2 separate regions of the Homo sapiens genome follow, and region 2 is linked to region 1. A link is a loop called in an ENCODE intact Hi-C map of the cell type or tissue named here. Cell type or tissue: A673. All regions are shown on one strand. Each heading gives the region's core, and the rest is flanking DNA. Links, peaks and the distances in the headings are about the cores only.

What was found. Hi-C counts contacts between places; a loop is a spot of excess contacts. Peaks named below come from ENCODE experiments on the same cell type or tissue, not always from the same donor. Only the 100,000 strongest peaks of a DNase experiment are listed, where the experiment ranks them.
Region 2: it touches region 1 in a loop (2.4-fold over the local background); 1 of 110 quality-filtered maps calls a loop at or near these places.

Annotation. Positions count from the first base shown.
Region 1 is chr1:163,699,984-163,704,387 of GRCh38, forward strand. No RefSeq gene overlaps it. Among named protein-coding and RNA genes, the nearest start is that of NUF2, 380 kb to the left of the region's middle. In A673, for the core only: a CTCF peak has its summit at 1,991; no DNase peak of the experiment used is centred there; H3K27ac peaks cover 383 bases.
Region 2 is chr1:163,372,823-163,377,226 of GRCh38, forward strand. No RefSeq gene overlaps it. Among named protein-coding and RNA genes, the nearest start is that of NUF2, 53 kb to the left of the region's middle. In A673, for the core only: no CTCF peak of the experiment used is centred there; no DNase peak of the experiment used is centred there.

The DNA of each region.
Region 1 (4,404 bases), core at 206-4,205:
ACTATTACTGAGTGATGGTTTTATCTTTTCAACTAGATTTCATATTTTCATCTAGAATTTCATAGAAGACAGGGATTATATTTTTAAATATTTTTGGAATTGACTTTAATGCCTGACCTAGTGTTGTTTATAGTGGATCCAATCAATAAGTGTTGAGTAATTGCCCACATTATTGTGATTCCCTGTAGGACTTCCCAGACCTTTAGTATATCACTTTCCCAGGTGGTTTGAGAGTACCTCTTAGTTTTTACTGGGAGAACTACATGTGAGGAAGCCTCACTTTATATGAAATAACTTCTCTGCCACTTTTTCCATTTTGCTGGAAAGTCAGGTAAGGAGATAGCCAGAAAGTTTTTCCAGCCTCTCATTAACAGTCCAGGGCATCGGTCAATGCTTTGGACAACTTATTTCCCAACTCTCTCAAGGGTTTACTTGATCTGCTACCTTTTTGACATCTCTTGCCTTAATAATTTTCCTCTGGGGAATCCATTCCATGGGCAAACCTGGCTGTGCATCTCTTCCCAGGGCAGTTACTTCTTTGTAGGTGTCCTGGGTTATTTTCATGCCAGGCAGCTTGAGCTCTCTAATCAAGACTTGTGTATTCAACTGACATTTTATCACCAACCCTGTGTTTAAGTTAATGAAGGATCGTTTCTCCCAGATACTTGTTACCATTACTTCTTATCTCATGCATTTGACTTGTTGTCAAAAATTTTTCAGAAAAACTGAGATGGCTGTTGCTGACCCACTGATCATGGGAAAGAGAAAGCTATTCCAGGACCTAAGGGCCTCCTCACTGGGTTCTCGTTGTCTGTTGGGACTTAGCCAACAAGGTATTCACAGACATTCAGGAAGTAAATGGCATTGCAAAGCTCCTGATGACCCCACAGAAATTTTCTGTATTTGTAGCGAACATTCTTGCTCATTTATTTCATACTTGAAAATTTATTTCAAATTAGCCCTATACTACAAGCTTCACTGGAGGTTATGGACATAAAAGCTTTCAAATGCAATCCTAGAAATATCTGATTATTAGAAATTCTCAGAGGTATGTTTATTTTCCTATATGTTTCAGGGCCTATTCCTCCACTATTTACTATTGTATTTCCAGTATCTAACAGTGATTGGAAACAGGTAGGTCAGAAATACAACAATTTAGAATGTAATCTATTTCTCCTTACTCCTGATTCTATGATATTTATTTCTAATCTGCTATAGCAGTCTTTTCTATAGAGTTCATGCTAGCCTCTCAACGTTGCCTCAGGAAGCTTCTGCAAGTTGGTTAGAGTTCGCATGCAACATGAAATCTACATATCATTCTCATAGTTAGCACCAAATACATATTTCTTAATGATTGAAATAATATTTTTCCCTGTGCATGACCCCTTCAGCATCTTCTCTGACGAATTACCATACTATGTCTACTTAAACATCTCTACATGAGAAAGAACACATCATTTCTTAAGACAGGTTCCCCCACTGTGATACAAATTAAACAGAAAGTTCTTTATATTTAGCAAAATCTTACCTTTATTAACTTATTAATCCACTTTTACATATACCAAGAACAATTTGTTGCAATTAGTTAATGCTTCCATAGGAATTAATTCCTATTCAGATACCATCCTACAATGGGTAACATTACCTGTTGTTTTCAGTTAGCTTTTCAATAGTGCTCATAATCAGTCCAACCAACTTGGTTTCCTCTCTTTAATTATGTCTGAATTAAAACTTTTTAATGACAACTACTAACACATACATTCATATACCCACGTGTGTGTACAATGTGTCCTATATGAAACAAAAACATTATGAAATACATAACCATTCAAAAATATTACACAGATACAAATGTCCTGATGTTCTATTGTTAAATATCCAAGATCTTCACACTATGTTTTAGCTAAGTATTCAGCCAAGGATGTATTGGTGCATGTCTCTGCACAGGTTGTAATCTTAATTTTCTTCTTTTATTACCTTGGTTGTTAGCGTCACCTAGTTGTCAATATTAGACAAACCACTTTCTATTTCAGAGATGCTAAGTATGATAAATATTCAATCTCTGCAATTGCTCCAAGTTCTGTTCTTATAGGCCATCTGCCCTGACTACATAGAATTCATCAACAACATTTTCATGGATCATGCATTCTTCACTTCTGTTTTGCATTTCTGTTGTACAGCTCTTCACAGCTCTCTTTAGGATGGGAAACTGCTGTTGTAATGAGAAGGATTTTGTAGAACCTCCCATGTGCATGTGGAGAAAAGAAATTCTTCTATGATAACAACTTCCCAGAGGACTCACATATTAATCAAAAGCTCTTCCCTCTTTGTTTTCTTTCTGTTAGTAAAAATAATCCTACTGACACTAACTGCCTGTCTTTGGAAATTAGGGTAATAAGAGCTGGAGCTTTAATATTTAAAACTGTTTCATGCTTATGTTAGGGGGTTATATGCTCTTCCTCTAATCAACGTACGTTCTCTGATGTTGTTTCTCTTTACCAATGTTACTTAGCTCATGGAGAAGGGTGGTGATTTTGCCTATTATTTGTCAAGAGGAGGCAGAGTCTTAAAATGATTTAACCTCTCTTCAGTGTTTGGTGAAAGAAAGACCCTAGGAACTCAAGCTTTCCATTTCATAGCCTATTGGTAACCCCTATTTTTACTTATTTTAATGAATAATTAGGTAAGACTTCTTCTTCCATCGACCTATAACCACTTCAGCTCCAGAGAATGAAAGTAGGTGCTCCATTGAGCCAACGATTATTACTGAGCCCTTTCAGAAGACAGCAAATGTAACAGGACACTTAATGAGTGATCATTACATGTGGCAGACACATTAAATGTTACAGGCAAGTAATAATTTAACATACAAGGAAATCAAGGTCAGATAAACTAACTGTGCTTGAAAGTCAACATTTGAACTCAGAACATTTGAATCTAGAGCATGCTTATATAACCATATCATCTAACTGTTTCCTAACACAGAGCATGCTTCTAACTCACATATGATAAGACTGTGTTGCTTCTTGTCTAAAACCAAGAATTATAGTTTATATCCATTTCTGATGTTTAAAACTGTAATAACAAAATAAACTCAACCTTATCTTTTCATAAGGAGGGGGAGTCTGGAAGAGGTGAAGTTGGAGGTAGGAAAGGGCGCACAAGAATGTATGTACCCAGACATTTGCCAGAAGTATTCCAATTGCACATTTCCCTACTGGGTAAATTATCATTCCCTGTCTCTCATTAGATTAGGCAGATATGGAATTATTGCTCATAGAATGTTATTTCTTAAAACTTTCTCTCTCAAAGGCATGCATTTTGGAAATAAGATCTTACTCCTCCAGGGAAGTCAGAATCTCAGTTGTTTTGCCATGAAACAAAGTGATGTCTGCATTAATGTGCTGCCTTCTAAATATCTCAGAGAACTTTCCTTGAATGAACTTATTTTTCCTCTCAACACCCTGGTGAGATGACAGGTGGCAAACACTATTAATCCCATTTTGCAGATGAAGAAATACTGCTAATCCTCGATTTCTATTTGAAGAACATGCTATGCCCTGGAGTATGTGTCAGTTTATACATCTGTTTGGTTCCACCAAACATCTGAGAAATATTATCTATGAGCTCTGAGTTCTTTTTTTTTCCTCTAAGTTTTAAATTTGTCATTTACATCTCTGAAATCCTAAGAATTGCTACATTTAGGTGCTGAATAATATGGTCTAGAAAGAAACACCTATTAGGAAGTTGAGACGCTTTTCCATTGTCTGAAACATTTAGCAATACAAGATGGGAATTCATATTAGAAAAACAAATCTGAAGGAAAGTTATATTTCTTTTAACTAACAGGGAACTCATGAAGGCACTGGTTAATGCTGAAGCAGTGAAAGCGGAAAAGTCATAACATGTACTCTTTACTCAAAGGGAGTAACACCTCATTCCTTTATACCTGTGTCAGAAATGAGCAATGGTGACTTAAATTGGGTTTAGATAGCATAGGTCAATCAGAATAACAGTGAACTGTAGTCATGCCCAAGTTCTCAGAAACCATCTGAATGGTTCTAGAATCAGAAGCATAAATTTGACATTTGGCATAGCTTATACATGACAGTAATAACTATTAAATGAATAACTACAGTGTTTGACATTGTGTTGTGTATCTTGCATTATCTTGTTATAGGAGGACAAAGGCAAGAGCTACAGCTGAATACTTGGCAAGGTCTGCTGAAGTCTTTTAAGCACCACGTTGTAGCCCATTCCCACACAGCTGTAGTAGAGCAGCATGGACAGAGGAAGCAATGATGAAATAGCTCTAGATAACTTCACTTAATGTCGGGGTGGATCGTATGTTGGAAATATTGTATGTTGGAAATATTGTCAGAAAACACATTTTGATTATCTTTA
Region 2 (4,404 bases), core at 86-4,085, 330 kb before region 1:
TTAGCACACATTTGGCAGAGTGTATTGGAAGGAGCAAACCTCCTTAGCAGTATACTTGGAAAACACTCAGGACTTAAAGCTGAGAAAAAAACAAGGAGCAGTTGCAAATAGATACTAAGAAAAATCTTTACATAGTAATAAAGACCTTGAAACATGGAAACATCATCTCGGAGAGATAAGTATGGGACAAGAACAGAATGTAATATGTGGCAGAATCTCCAAAATTAGGACTAGACGGAAGAAGAAAACTCTGGCTGTTTCTACAACCAAGATTATTTTTCTCTTGTCTTAACCAATCTAAAAAAATGTTTTTTTCTAATTTTTTAATGAGGAAGGAATTGAAGATTAGTGTACAAATTCTATTTTATCGTTGCTCTAGTTGATGTATAGGGGGTTCTTCCTAAGTTAGTTATATTCCTTAAAGTGAACATTTTCATTGGCAGTTCATATTTTTGTGTTTTTATGAAGTCCTGATTTTTTTAAACTCCTACTTTGGCCTCCCAAAGTGTGGGGATCACAGGTGTGAACCACCATGCTCAATTGTACATTTGGACTGGATAGCTGCCAGCAGTCAAAATGTTGGCTCTCAAATTAGTTAATTTGTAGTTTGGTCTAAAGAAGTTTATTTCTCTCTGGGTATGCTACCTAAAATTCCATGGACTCATTTGGAAGATTGTGAAATTCATCAAATGACTTGCCCAACCAAAGTATACAGGGGTGTCCTCATGGAAGAGAACCTACAAGGGGCTCAAGACAGCAGGAGTTCTGCCTTTGTTCTGCTATAACTGAGCATGGTCTGATGGCTTACCTCACGTCTGTGTTCTCCCATGGGTATTAGTAGTCCTATAGTGTCTCTGTAAAGAAGGACTTTGTGATCTTAGCAAAGCCTTAAAATTAGGGTTGGCAAATAAAATACAGCAAATAAACAAATATAAGTTTAGGGCGTGCTTATACTAAAAAGTTATTCATCATTTATCTGAAATTCAAATTTAACTGGGAATCCTGTATTTTTTATTTGCTAAATCTAGCAATGACAATTAAAATTAATTTATCATTAAAAGAAAAATTCCATTTCTCTCAGTTCTCTGCCCATCATGATAAAAAGCCAAAAAAAAGTTGCAGAAGGAAGTAAAAAAAAAAATTTCACTGGTGTCAATTGCTTTTTCATGCAACATAAATGTTTAATTACTGAGACTTCCTTTTCTCTTCCTTCCTTCCTTCCTTTCTTCTTTCTTTCCTTTCTTTCTTTCTTTCTTTCTTTCTTTCTTTCTTTCTTTCTTTCTTTCTTTCTTTCTTTCTTTCTTTCTTTCTTTCTCTCTCTCTCTCTCTCTCTCTTTCTTTCTTTCTTTCTTTCTTTCTTTCTTTCTTTCTTTCTCTCTTTCTTTCTTTCTTTCTTTCTTTTTTCTTTCTTTCTTTCCTTATCTTTCATCTATAACCTTGCTCTTTCACCCAAGTGGGAGTGCAGTGGCACAATCACAGCTCACTGCAGGCTCAACCTCAATCTCCTGTGCTCAAGTGATTCTCCTGCCTTGGCCTTCCAAAGTGCTAGGATTACAGGCATGAGCTACCACACCCGACCTGAGACTTCTTAAAAATAGAAAAGAGTTGACAATCTACTGAGAGAGAAGGCATTTTGAAGCCAGTGATTGGATTTCCACACATTATCTTTTGTTGTTCATGTCTCCATTAGCATAGCAGTTAGAGTGTTTTGCTGCATTTATCTCCTTTGATAAAGTTAGGTGCTTATGAGGTTGTGAACTCAATTCTCAGGAGTATAGGTTAACTTCTGGTTTAGAAGCCAAACTACATTATACACCACAACACACTAGGGACAAAAGGGGCCCTTTGATAAGTCATAAACAACCAGCTGATTGATTGGTTCTAGGAATTTAAATATCTAGGCATTCATTTTAATTAAGCACTTCATTGGAAAACACATAACACAGACTACAGTCACTAGAACTGTGACAGCTATATTGCAATTTTATAGCCCAAAATTTAATCAGCAGGTGCTGATTAATCTTGCTCTAAAAATCTTCCATAGCAAGGCAGTTGCTCAGATTCTCTATGCTTCAAAAGGGGAAGGGGGGATAGTTGATGCTGCTGAGAAAATAGATGGCCAACCTTTTACTTTTGCTCCCTAGTTTTCTGGGAGTTTTGATTTCAGCTATAAGCAAATTCCCATCTTTAGCACCAGTGTTGACATGACCATAACAATATGTTTAAGACCATAAAAGAGAACCCCATTTGGAAATTAGCCAGCTCTGAGTTTAAAGGGCTAGGTTTTCATAGCTAACTTTCAGTCAGTAAAACATAAGCTTCTCCCCAGCACAACCCCCAGCCCTCCCCATTTCCTTTCAGTTCTCTCCCCTCAAATTGCACAGGTTTCTCTCCTGGACCCATTCTATATTTTCTCACAGCTCCTCTCTGGGTCATCTCTACCTGTCATTATTTTAGCTCTTTGATTTTACTAAACAATATGTTGTTTCCCACACGTATGTTTGTCCTAGAATGCCCTCATCTTCCTTGGCTTAGTCAAATCCTCCTCATGCTTCTTTGAATGCCCAGACCAAATGTCATCCCCTCGAGAAGCTTTCTCTGTCATCCACCCCAGACTATGCCAAGTACCTCCTTCTGTGACCCCACAATTACTTTAATGTGTCTATATCACCTTGTTTATGTAGAGTGGGTAGACATTTTTACATATTTATTTTTATCTGCTTATAAAAATAAAGCTTGCTTGTTTATAGAAAAGGTGAAAATAGAAAAGTATACAAAACAAAAAATTATCAATAATTCTACCATTCAGAATACAATGCCAATATTTTTGGTGTATTATCTTCTAAACTTTTCTCTATGCATCCTATGATTGCTTAATTACAAAAATTCCCCCAATTTTCCATCCCTGCCTGTATTCTTGCCACTTGATATATGACCTTGAAGCTCCCTCTATCGAGAGATAGAATCACTTCCCCCCACCCCTTTAGTTCTTCTTATGACTTGGTTTTGAAAATAGAATGTGGCATAAGTAAGTGATGGTGTGCCTATTCTGAGCCTTGCACATTTCTGCTCTCTCGAAGCCCAGATACACTATGAGCACAACCCCAAGCTAGCCTGCTAAAGAATAGATCATTTGAAGAATAGATAAATCATCCCATCTGAGATCATTCTAGAGCAGCCCACTCCGAACTGCCCTGCCAGCTAAAATCAAAGATGCCCAAACAAGCCCAGCTGAGATAAACCTAGATGAGGAGAACTGCCCAGCTGAGCACAGCCTAAATTGCCTGCAGAATTATGCGTGAAATAAATGGTTTTTTGATGAATCATTAAGTTTTGGGGGAGGACTAGTTCGTTATGCAGCAATAGCTTACTAACGCATATACATTTTTACATAGTAGAGGTTACACTGATTATAACAAGTTTATGCCTTCTTTACTTGTTTGTTTGTTTTTTTTTATTTTTTGTAGAAATGGGGTCTCACTATGGTGCCCAGGCTGGTCTTGAGCTCCTGCACTCAAGTGATCCTCCTTCCTTGAGCTCCCAAAGTGCTAAGATTACAGTCATGAGCCTCTGTGTCTAGCCTCTCTTAATTTTTAAATCATAATTATATGATCAAAAAATTATTGCCAAGTTTTATGTTTATCACTGCATGATAGTCTATCTTATGGATGTAGCATAAAGTTTTTACCATTTTTCTATTCTATATCTAGGTTGTTATAAAAATTATAATTATAGAGAGCACAGTGTAATGGGCATATTTAAACTAGAAGTAGAATTATTGGGCCAATAGCCATAGAAACATTTTGAAGGTCTTTGATACATGTTGACAAATTCCTTTTCAGAAAGCTTACAAGTTTCTGCACTGTCACTGGTGCTGCCTCGGATGGCTCATTTCACCACAGTCTTGCTGCAGTGAAGTATTAATTTTAAGTAAGCTGTAATTCTTATGGTTAAAAAAATCACCATTCCAGTTTTTATTTTTTGTAAGTAAAATTTGACTGATGCTCTTTTCTTATTCTATTTGATATGGTTTGGCTGTGTCCCCACCCAAATCTCATCTTGAATTGTAGCTCCCATAATCCCCATGTGTCAACTGGGAGGTAATTGAATCACGGGGGCGGATTTTTCCCATGCAGTTCTCATGATAGTGAGTAAGTCTCATGAGATCTGATGGTTTTATAAAGAGCAGTTCTCCTGCACACGCTCTCTTGCCTGCCGCCATGTAAGTTGTGACTTTGCTCCTCTTTGCCTTCTGCCGTGATTTTGAGGCCTACACAGCCATGTGGAACTGTAAATCTATTAAACTTCTTTTTCTTTATAAACTACCCAGTCTTGGGTATGTCTTTATTAGCAGCATAAGAACAAACTAATACACTATTTGTATTTATTCTTTTGTGAATATCT